Regions from separate parts of the Homo sapiens genome. Here region 2 is linked to region 1. The links are chromatin contacts, found by Hi-C or POLR2A ChIA-PET in ENCODE. All regions are on one chromosome and are shown on one strand. Each heading gives the region's core, a stretch centred on a gene start or an enhancer-like site at or near the end of the contact. The rest is flanking DNA. Distances are from core to core; before and after follow the strand shown.

Region 1 (5,961 bases), core at 577-3,076:
TGGTGCACACCTGTAGTCCCAGCTACTCAGGAGGCTGAGGTGGGAGGATCACTTGAGTCCAGGAGTTTGAGGCTGCGGTGAGCCTTGGTGGCGTCACTGCACTCCAGCCTAGATACCTGGGTGACAGAGCGAGACGGGGTTTCAAAAAAATAAAAATAAAAAAAGCCCTAGCCCCAGGTTATCCCACTCCAGTGCCCAAGGCAGGGACCTGGGGTTCACTGTCCCTCTTCCCTGTCCCTTACTTGCCAACTGATACCCAATTTTCAAGCCCTGGCCACTCCCTGAATATCTCTGAAAATCCTCTGACATCTCCTGGCTCCCTACTGCAGGACAATCTTGCCCCACACCTACCCCAGGAGGCTGGTCACCCCTCTGGACACACACCTCCTGGGTTCCCCATGGCCCCTCTGGCAGACCAGATTCAATGCCCACAGACCTAAGTCTCAAGGTGCCACTCAGCATCCTCAGGAACAGGCAGGGCCTTTGCCTCCTCTGTGCCCTGGCCCAGCCATCCCTCCTCCCTTCCCCACCCATCCCATGCGTGTTCCATTCAGTACCAAATCACACAGCCAGGCCATCAGGCCATTCCCTCCAACAATCAGCCCACAGGTCCAAAACTCCACAGCACGTAAGTATCAAACAACTTCATCATTTATCATGTTGCCTGAAATTACTGGCTCCTGGAAGCTCACCAGCAAGAAAAAGCCTGAATTTCCTCCTTGGCCTGACCTGGGTGCTGGGCTAGAGGAGGAGCTGGGGTGGGAGGGTCTGGCTTTGCCCAATAGGAAAAGAGCAGGAGATCACACTCCTAAGGCAGGTGTTCTTTCCCTCTGACAATCCAATACAATGCATGCACACACATATCATTAGTTATTGATGATAACTAATTGTCATGCAAACCTGGACGTTCAAGCAATCCATGTCAGGACTGGGCCATGGGGAAAGGGGGCCTCCCTCTGACCAAAGGGGTGAATTCTGTCCCCTTGTCTGAGGGCAAGACCTTTCTGTAAGTCCTTTAGCCTGTTGGGGATGTGGATTTGGACCCCATGGGGATGGAAGGGAGGAGCCCCAAAGAAGAACCCTCTGTATGTTCTTTATAAACCCCCTGGAGTTCTCTCACCCCCCTCAGGTTCCCTAGACCCACCCCAGGCCCCCTCAGCCTCCCCATCTCAGACTCCCAGATTCACCTAAGTCCCCCACCCAGAGCCTCCCACAGTCTCTACTCCTTCCAGCGCCCCTCAGCACGCTCTCAGGACCACCTTTAGCCACCTTGGGGCCCTTCAGCACCTCCCAGGATGCCTTGGGCCTTAGCCCCTTCCTCAGAGCCCCCAAGACACCTCACCACCCTCAGACTGGCCATGGCATGGCCCCTGCTCAGGCCCTCTCTGCTGCCCAGGCCCTTTGGCATCCCCAGTTGCCCCACGGCCCACCACAGTCAAGAGCCCCTCGGTTTCCCTTCAGACCCCCAGGATTCTCAGGTCCCTAGGGCCGCCTGCAGACGCCTCGAGGTCCTGGGGCACCCAGCCCCCCTCCAGCCACCCCCTCAGTAGCCCTCGGCTCCTCCAGTACCCCACGGCCCCGTAAAGTCCAAATTCTCAGCGAAAGACCCTCGAGCCGTGCCAGGCCTCCCCTCAACCCCTCAGGACGCCCAAGACTGCCCACAGGTTTCCTGGGCTCCAAGACAGGTGCAGGTCTATCCTGCGGGCCGGGTCTCACCTGTTCGGGCGCTCGGGGCCCGGGCCCGCGCCGAAAGCGCCGCCGCCACCAGCACCACCGCTGCTACCGCCGGACTCCGCCATCTTCCCCCCGCCGTCGCGCGTTCGAGTGACGGGAGCCGCGCGCGCAGGCCCGGGAAACCGAGACGCGGGGGGCGGGGCGGGGCCAGGTCTGCGGAGGGGCGGGGCCGGGACCAGAAACCAAGGATTGGGGCGGGCCCGGAATCGGAGGGGCGTGGTCTACGGAGGGCCGGGGCGGGTCTGGGATAAAGGGAGGGGCCTGCTATGCAGAGAGGTGGGTCCAGGGCGGGGCCTGGGCTAGGGGTGCCGGATTGGGGCGGGACCCTGGCGTGAGGGGCGGAACCAAGTCTGAAAGGGAAGCGGTTCTGGGCTGAGAGGGCGTATTGTCTGTGGATAGGTGGGGACGGGGCGAAGCAGGACAAGTAGGCGCAGGATGGGGTTGGTCCCTGGGCTGAGGAGTGGGGCGGGGTCTGAAGAAGGGGCAGGCCCAGGGCAAGAGGAGGAGGGACAAGGGTCCGGCCTGCGGAGGAGGCGGGGCGCAGGATAAAGGGCGGGGCCAGGTGTGAGAAGGGACAAGGTGGAGGTTAGGAATGCGGTGGGGGAGTGGTCGGGGAGGTAGAAAGGAGAAGATGGGTCTGAGGTTGGGCGGGTCTGGGCAGGAGAGAGGAGGAATCTGGGGATGGATGTGGTCAAGCGAAGAGAGGGCCTGGTCTGAGGAAGGGCGGGGCCTGGGCGAGGGGTGGAGTCTGGTTGGAAGGAGGGCGGGGAAGATCAGGGGTGTGTGCGTGGAGGGGGCGAGGGATTGGCGGGGCCGGGGGGGCGGAGCCTCATCTGATGGGGGTGGGGCCGGGCTAAGTGAGCGGCGGATCTGAGGAGGGGCGGGGCACGTGCAGGTGTTAAGGAGTGTCTGTGAGTGCCCTGGGGCGCTGGCAGGCGTGCCCCGGGCGTTGGCTGGGCGTGGTTATACTTTGAGGCGTTGGAGCCACAGGGAAGTGAGTTATAGGTAGGGTGGGAGGGAGGGTGAGATGGAGCATGGAGAAATGGGTCTCTAAGCTCTGAGAACCACACCCTCCCTCTCCCCACCCTGCACACCCCGACTCCAGTCTTACCTCCTTCCCAGGCCTCTCTCAGGGGCGAAACTCACCCATGCCCAGGCCTCAGACTTCCAGCCCCTCATGGTTCCCCACCCTCCCCTGACATACCCTCTTCAGAGCCTCCACCCTGAGACCCCAATCATCTGGCCTTAGGTTCCCACCACCTGCTTCATACACCAATTCTGGTTTCTCATACTCTAAAACCCTGCACATCCAATTATCTCCCATTCTCTACTCAAAACTCATCTCCCACTCCCCCAAATCCCTGCCCACAGATCCTTCAAACCTTACACTCCCAAAGTCCATTCCACCGGACCCAACACCCTCAGATCCCCAAGCACCAGCCCTCCCAACACACTGACCCTCAGCCAGGGCTCAAAGTCCTGCATCTATAGGCGTCTATGAAGCATCTAGACCTTTTGGGGGCACCCCTCACCCCCCATCTCTGGTAAGCTCCAGGCTCCCAGGATCCCCTCTGTAGCTTGGAGCTCATTTATTCTTTTAACCTCCAAGTCAGAAAACTCTGACTTGTGCAGTCTTGGGCAGAAAGCAGTGATCCAGAAGGAGCTCAAAGCCTTCTTTCCCGTCAGTGCTGGAAGAAGGAGGTGGCTATGGGGCTGGAGACCCCATAGGAGGAAGGAAGGGGCCTGCTTGAGTGGACTCCTGCAGGTTGGACCGCACTCAACCAGCATCTCCAACAGAGGGCCTGATACAACAATACGTGCTCAATCGTTACACAAAATGCTCTCAGATGACCCTGTGCAAGCTGACAGATACCAAGTGCTGAAGGGAACTGCTGGCATCTCCAATACACAGTAAGCACTCTGCAAATGTTGAATGCACGCGTGCATGAACAGCTCACGTTCCGGCAAGCTCTGCACACACACACACACACCCTTGCCTGCCCTAAGTCAGCACCGCCCCAGGAGTCTTTGTTCCAGACGAACCACATGCAGGCATCAAACCTCACTCAGCAGCGACCTACAGCTGACACACCCGCCACAAATAACATTTGAAATCAATGGTGTCCATATGCACGCACACTTCATAAACATCCAGATTTGACCCATATGTCAGACACACAAGACACACAGCTGAAGATAAGAAAGAAGAGGTTCTCTGGGCTCCTGGCTGTGCACACACACATAGTGTGCTGTAGACTCACTGCACTTTGGACACACTGTGTGATCTGTCCTCCACGATCACATAGCACAGGGCAGCCAGTGCAATGTCCCTGGGGCAGGAGCGTGCCTAGAGAGTGGCCTGGCAGAGAAAAATTAGGAAGAGGGAGAGGAGAGGGGAGGAGAATGGGTGGGAGGCAACAGGAGGTGCTTCAGGTCACAGAGGGCTTTGGGGATCATTTTTGGGGTCCTCTGCATGAAATGAGAAGGGAGAGGGGGCTTGTAAGCAGTGGCAATGTAATTGACACTGGGTTTTTGTTTTGTTTTGTTTTGTTTTGTTTTTGAGACGGAGTCTTGCTCTGTGGCCCACCCTGGAGTGCAGTGGTGCGATCTCAGCTCACTGCAACCTCCGCCTCCTGGGTTCAAGCCATTCTCCTGCCTCAGCCTCCTGAGTAGCTGGGACTACAGGCATGTACCACATGCCTGGCTAATTTTTTTTTTTTTTTTGAGATGGAGTCTCACTCTGTCACCCAGGCTGGAGTGCCGTGGCACAATCTCAGCTCACTGCAATCTTCGCCTCCCAGGTTCAAGTGATTCTCCTGCCTCAGCCTCCCGAGTAGCTGGGACTACAGGCATGTGCCACCACGCCCAGCCAATTTTTGTATTTTTAGTTGAGATGGTTTCACCATGTTGGACAGGCTGGTCTCAAACTCCTGACCTCAAGTGATCCACCTGCCTTGGCCTCCCAAAGTGCTGGGATTACAGGAGTGAACCACTGTGCCCAGCATAATTTTTGTATTTTTATTAGAGACGGGGTTTCACCATGTTGGCCAGGCTGGTCTCGAACTCCTGACCTCAAGTGATCTGCCCGCCTCAGCCTCCCAAAGTGCCAGGATTATAGCGTGAACCACTGCACCCAGCTGACATTGGTTTTAACAGTGTCAATTTAACAGTGTTACAGTGTCTGACTGTTCAACAGTGTCTGACAACTGGGGGACAATATCTTGAATTTGGGACATGAGTCAGGAGGCATATAATCCAGGGAAAAATGGGTAGGGCTCATCCCAGGGTGACAGACATGGAGGGGTGGGAGGTAGTCCTAGTTGAGATGCACTTTGCAGGTGGGACCAAAAAGAGATGGAACAGATGGGATGTCGAGTGAGGCAGAGTGAGGCCAGTGACCTCTGCCAGAGCTGTTGGCCTGAGCTCTAGAGGCCACTATCACTGGCATGGAGCAGAGACAAGTGGAGGACCTGGAGGGCCCACGCCGGTGACTGCACACGCCTCATCCAGTAATGATGACCTGTGGTCTAGCAGAGCCGGCAGGCAGGGACATAGCAGGCAGCATCCACGGGCCTGGCCACCATCTGGCCCACAGCTGGCACGGCTCTCCTAGAGGCAGGGCCCGCGCCACCTGCTCTCCCACTTCAGACCAGCTGCAGGGCTCACACCCTCAGGTCAGAGCTTGGAGGCCTCCCTTACAATCCCCAGGTGTTATGGAGGAGGAAAGTGAAGCCTTGGGGGAGGGCTTCAAGTTCCTGTGGTTTTAGGCTGGGGACAGTGTCTGCCCCATCAGGCAGTCACCACGGAGTGGTCCTGGGGCAAGCCCAAGGTCCCCCGACATCAACTCCCTGTCCTCAGTCCTGTTTGATTTTTCTCCTATCTAACAAACTCTGTGTTTTACCTTTTTTTTTTTTTTTTGAGACAGAGTCTCGCTCTGTCACCAGGCTGGAGTGTAATGGCACAATCTTGGCTCACCGCAACCTCCGCCTCCGAGGTTCAAGCAATTCTCCTGCCTCAGCCTCCCAAGTAGCCGGGATTACAGGCATGCACTACCACGCCTGGCTAATTTTTGTATTTTTAGTAGAGACAGGGTTTCACCATGTTGGCCAGGCTGGTCTTGGATTCCTGACTCAGACGATTCACCCACCTCAGCCTCCCAAAGTGTTGGGATTACAGGCGTGAGCCACTGCGCCTGGCCCTAAATTTTTTTTTAATGGAGGCGGCACA
Region 2 (5,346 bases), core at 87-2,586, 130 kb before region 1:
CAGGAGGCCTTCTAAGAGGTAGAGCCAGGCCTCCACCTTTCCCTTTCCCCCTCCCACCTGCCCCCCACCTTGCCCTCGCACCTGAGTGATGGGTGACAGCGGGGACAGGGTGGGCGATGCCTGCTGACGCCTTGCCTCTGTGCTCAGGGACAGGGGGCTGACGCCAGCTGGGCGGTGCTGTGGAGAGGAGCCAGGTGTGCTCATTCCTAGAGAGGAAGTAGGAGGGAGGGAGAGCAGGTGTGAGACTGATCACTGAGAAAGGGCTGCTTACACACCCACAGTCACACTGCATGGGAATAGCTCAACTGCTCAGACAGAAGCCCATGGACATGTCCCAACTGCCAAACCTGGGCACCCCCCGAAGGCCCTGATTCCTGACCCGAGGGTCCCACAGTCCTGCAGAGTCTGTTCTCCTTCCTTCCAGGAAGGGGGTGTCTCACAGCCAGCCAACCAGCACATCCCCATCTCTGGAGCATAAGATTGGCCCCCAGATGGGCATGTAACCAGGCTGGCCCAATGAGAGCCTTCCCAGGGGCTTTGGATGGAATTCCAGGAAGGGCTGTCTGAAGCCGTGTGTGGGGCATCCTGTGGCGAGGTGAGGAGCCAGCTGAAGGGCTGCAGGGGAGAGGCAGCATCTGAGCCTGCTTCCCACTTTCAGGAGACAATAAATGGTTTTTTTTGGCTGAAAATGGCTTGGGTTGTGGTTAGCTTCAAGCCAGCAGGCCCTGCCCAATGCTGTGGTTTTGCCCACCACCTCGTGGATCTTGCCCTCCTTCAGTGAATGTGCCCATTCCTGCAGCTGCTTCTCTTGGCCCCCAGACCTGAGCACCTGCTATCCCCTATGTCCCACAGCCACTTCCTCCTCCCCAGACCTGGTGCATTCCCCAAGCTGCAGTGCCACCCATCAGGCTGTCTGAACTAAAGAATGTCACTCCTTAACATCCTTCCCCCTCTCTGCCCTGGGGTCTGACACATCATTCCTGCTGGAGGTCCTGCCAGGAGCCGCCTCATCACCCCTTCCCTCACCCCGGCCCCGAAGGCCCTTGCACTGAGCAACCCAATCCTTGGATTCTGCTGCAGTGATGAAGCTGGGTGAGGTCAAGTTCAACATGGCAGTAGCTGGGGCTGGCTGGGTTATTGTGGGCACCATGCCAGGCAGGCAACAGGCCCCTCGATGGCAGGAGGACCCCTGCGAGCCTGGCCTGACCCCCATCCACTCTGGAGACTTGGTTCCCTGGTTGGTGAGATGGCGACGATAACAGCCGCCCTCTCCGGTTCAAAGTGAGGCCCTGGTGAGGTCAGGAGCAGTCTCTGAAGAGCATCTGGCCTGCAGTCAAGGCGGGGGTGAAGCCGCCTGACTCACCCCAGGAGATCTGGGCACCAGATTAACCTTGTTCCGGCAGATGAGACGGCGGGTGCGTGGGCCCATGGGAACACACCCGACAAGCGCCGAGGGGAGATGACAGCCTTGTCCGTGCCCAGGGCAGCTGCTCACCGGGGCGAGCTCGGTCACGCCTGCACTTCCCCTCGGATGCCCTGGCAGCTCTGCTTGGCTGCGCACTGTGGGAGGAAGCCTGGTGCTGTTGACTGCTCCCCAGGCAGCAAGCGCCCTTTGCAGGCCCTGGCGTCCAGGGAGGCATCAACAGAGGCCTGGACGGGAGGATGTGGGGGAAGCCTGCTCAGAGCACACTCAGAGTCACGACCCTGGGCCACTCCCTCATCTTCTCCTGAGTGTCCGCCACTTCGTGCGTCCAGCAGGCCGAGAGATGCTCAGTGCCCAGGTCAGAAGCAGAGGTCGGGCTCGGTACAAAGTAGGGGCAAACGTCAGGAGCGTGTGAGGGTATGGATGTGGGACGACAGGGGCGGGTGGGGCCTGAGGCAAACCAGAGCACTGTGGCCCGTCTCGAGGTGCAAGACATCGGCCATGGCCACTGGGCTGTCTGATTCTTCAAGAGCAGCCAGAAATCTGGTGTTCTACGGGCATTCCCCTGGTTTTTCAATGTTGATTCTAAGTACAGTCAAGCATCACTTAACAATGGGGGTGACTTCTGAAAAAACGCGTTGTCCGGCGATTTCATGGCTGTGCATGAGGATCACAGGGCAACTTACACAAACCTGGATGGCAGAGCCTCTGCACACCTCGGCCAGACGGTAGGGCCCTTGTTCCCAGGCTACAAACCTGTACAGGGTGACCGTCCTGAATACCGTCGGCCAGGCACAGTGGCTCACGCCTGTAATCCCAGCACTTTGGGAGGCTGAGGCAGGCGGATCACCTGAGGGCAGGAGTTTGAGATTGGCCTGGCCAATGTGGTGAAACCCCGTATCTACTAAAAATACAAAAATTAGCCAGGCGTGGTGGTGGGCGCCTGTACTCCCAGCTACTCGGGAGGTTGACGTAGGAGAATCGCTTGGGACTGGGAGGCGAAGGTTGCAGTGAGCCGAGATCACACCACTGCACTCCAGCCTGGGTGACAGAGTGAGACTTTGTCTCAAAAAAAAGAAAAAAAAAATTAAAAACAGTAGGCAACTGTAGCACAATGGTAAGGACTTGTGTGTCTAAGCCTAGAAAAGGAGCAGTAAGACACAGCATTATACTCTGATGGGGCCACTGCCGATTATGTGGTTTGCTGTTGTCAGAAACGTCAAGATGTGGCGTGTGGCTGTATTACAGATGCACAACTGTGGGCCCACACGAAACATACCATGGGCTGGATTTGGCCCTTGGGCTGCCAGTCTCTAATGTCTGCCCTGAATACAAGGGAGTTTTTAATCTTCCACTGGCTGCAAAGTGAGCTCTCGGCCACCCCTGGAGAGGCCAGTTGGCCCAGGAGGGCGGACGGGAGCCTTGCTGTTGAATTCCTTTTGGCAACCTGGCTCACCTTTGGGAACAGGCACAGAGCCAGCTGGAGGGGAAGTCTGGAGCGGGCAGGGAGAGCTGCCAGGGGAGGGCGGGCCAGGTGTCAGGGCCCGCCCGGCCTCAAAGCTGGGCCAGGAAGGAGGAGCCAGGGCCTGCCCTCCTCCTGCACTCTGGAAAGCAGCCAGGGATATGGGAAATGTAGATGGAGCCAAGCGGGGTACTGTCTCCTCGGCCGCGAAGGCCTCTGTCTTCCTTCCTGAGGGAGCTCACGTTCTGACTGGCGGGTGGGCTTGCGAGGAGGGAGGGGGCCACCTTCGTGTGTGCCAGGGGCCGGCAGCTCGGCTTGATTTAAAAGGCGTCCAGAAAGCAAAGCCCCTGCCAGGCGAGCTGCTTGGGCGGCAGGTTCACAAACAACCCAACACATGTCAGGCATTACCGGGCCGCTCTGGCCAGCGCCGGCTCCAGCTTCCACGTATGTTGTGTGTTTCCTTGTGCTTGTTTAGACTGGGTGCCTGCTGGAGGTGCGCAGCTCCCGGGCGGGCGCTGGGGACCTGCCAAGGACCCTCCAGCGGGAAGGGGGCCATGTGCTCTGGTGGCCGTGAAGAGATGTGAGGGGAAAAGCAGGGGCTGGGAGATGGTGGCTTCTATGCGGGGCAGGGGTACCTGCAGCCCCAGCGCTGACCTTCAGCTTTCTGGTTCTGCGCAGGTGCGTGTGGATGCCGCCTGCCTGGCCCTGTCTATCTGGAGACAATGAAGAGGGCTCCTCCGAATCGGCTGTGTTTTCTGGGCCTTCTCTGGTGCCCTCTGTCCAGTGGCAGAGCCCCGCGGGCCCAGGGCCCAGGGCCCAGGTGTGGGAGTCAGAATGCAGCCTCAATGCGCTCGGGCTGGGGCCCTGTTCCCTCTTCACTATTCTAGTCCCCATGCCCTCCTCCAAAAAACCCAGGAACATTCACGCCACCCTCCACGCCCCTTGCCTGCCCCTGGCCCTGCTGGCACCAAAGCCAGGAACGCCTCCAGGCTCCTCCCTCTCCTTCACTCCCTGCATCAACCCAGCTCCCAGGCTGGCCAATTTCACCCTGGAGTCTCCAGGCAGAGCCCCCAATTGGGGTGCTGTCCTGCTCCAGTGGCCGCCCCTCCCAAAAGCTCCTTCTTCCAGGGCAGCCAGGGGGACTCCGCCAGTTACAAATGTAAGCATGTGACTATCTCATAGAAAGCCCTGCCTGGTGCTGCCTTCCAAGCCTGGGGCAGAGGCAGGATGGGCTGGTGGAGTGGGCCGGGGCCGGTTCATTCTCCAGCTCTGGGGCAAGACAGAGCACAGCAAGGTGGCGTCTGTCACCCCCACCCCCAGTGCATCCCCCACAGCCCCTCCAGCCTGTCCCACCCCCCAGGACTAGTTGGGGCCACGCCATTTCTCCTCCTTGGAAGCCAGGTGCCTGCCACCCCCGGGATGCAGGTCACACACTGCACAGCCAATGGGGACGCAGGCAACAGCTAAGGACGGAGCAGCAACGTGGGCCAGGGCAGGGGTGCAGGAAAGCAACGCGGCAGTAGAGGCCAGGGCCGGGACGGCCTTGCCAAGGGGACTAGCTCTGACCAGGGCAGGGCAGGGCAGGGGAGGGAGGGAGGCCTGCAGCCTCCTGGAGAGGAAGGACTACATGTGCAGAGGCCCTGAGGTGGGACTGGGGCTAAGTTCAGAGGGTGGAGGGTGGGCCAGGGTGGACATCCCAGACCCTGGAGGCCTCAGGCTTTCACTGAGAGGGAGCTGGGGGCCGTGCGAGGTCCCAAGTGGAGGAAGCCATGGCTGGTGGCTGTTCTAGGTGGGGAGGGGGCTGGGGGCCTGGGGAGAGGAGCCAGGTCAGGCCAGGTCCTGAGGGCGGAACCGACAGGACACGCTGACAATGGGTCAGGTCCATGTCTGGGAAAGGACAGAGGAGTTGGGGGACACCTCTGCAATCAGTGCAGCCACAGGAGGGGGGTCCCGGGGGAGCAGGGCGGCAGCAGCGCCAGGAGCTATTGGGACGGGCGAGGGGCCTGTGCGACGTCCCTGTGGATGTGGCTGAGGAAGAAAGGAGTGTGGAGCTGGAGACGGGTGGGGGTGGTGGTGCTGGGATGTGACAAGTAGGTGGTCACTGTCAGATGTCGGGTGGAGGAAGCAGGTCAGGCCTGGTCCCGCCCCCCAATGAGGGGCTGGGGTCGAGGAGGGGCGGAGGGAAGGCCTGGCCCACCCCAGCTGCGTTAAAACTCCCAGGGCTTCCCTCCTGGACTCCCCAAAGCACCATCACACACCCTCAAACCCACTGTCTGGTGTCTGGGGGCACCAGGCACTCCTTTCCACCAGGCCTGTACCCAGGCCCCACCCCTACCTGGGATGCCTGTGCCCGCTGGGTCAGCCTGTCGGCCGCCCCCCAGCCCTGTCCCCCATGCCCTAGTATTTGGAACGGGACTCTGCCAAGTCATCCTGCAGATGCCCGTGTTGTCTCCACAAGCCA

The links. A loop is a pair of places that touch in the nucleus more often than their neighbours do. ChIA-PET counts read pairs that join two places held with the same protein, here RNA polymerase II (POLR2A). Pooled maps may share reads with other maps.
Region 2: a map of mammary epithelial cell shows a loop between it and region 1 (2.4-fold over the local background). The contact joins the enhancer-like site here to the promoter of KLHL26 in region 1. A Hi-C loop is called at or near these places in 2 of 168 maps with a recorded cell type or tissue (endothelial cell of hepatic sinusoid and mammary epithelial cell) and 2 of 50 pooled maps. POLR2A ChIA-PET finds 5 or more read pairs at or near these places in 4 of 52 experiments (B cell, HEK293, PC-3 and 1 more).

The regions. Positions count from the first base shown.
Region 1 is chr19:18,632,893-18,638,853 of GRCh38, reverse strand. KLHL26 (kelch like family member 26) reads right to left here and starts at 1,826. Exons shown (of 3, transcript NM_018316.3): 1 at 1,717-1,826. The coding sequence starts at 1,799. RefSeq lists enhancers at 873-1,387, 1,388-1,902, 1,861-2,155 and silencers at 1,642-2,151, 2,202-2,361, 2,372-2,451, 2,492-2,681.
Region 2 is chr19:18,760,264-18,765,609 of GRCh38, reverse strand. It overlaps CRTC1 (CREB regulated transcription coactivator 1), which reads right to left. Exons shown (of 14, transcript NM_015321.3): 9 at 82-206. Among named protein-coding and RNA genes, the nearest start is that of COMP, 28 kb to the left of the region's middle. Within about 2 kb of position 1,336, at least 11 of the 41 ENCODE cell types and tissues checked have a DNase peak (open chromatin) inside an H3K27ac peak, as active enhancers do; they include PC-3 and PC-9, where a contact is called at or near this core.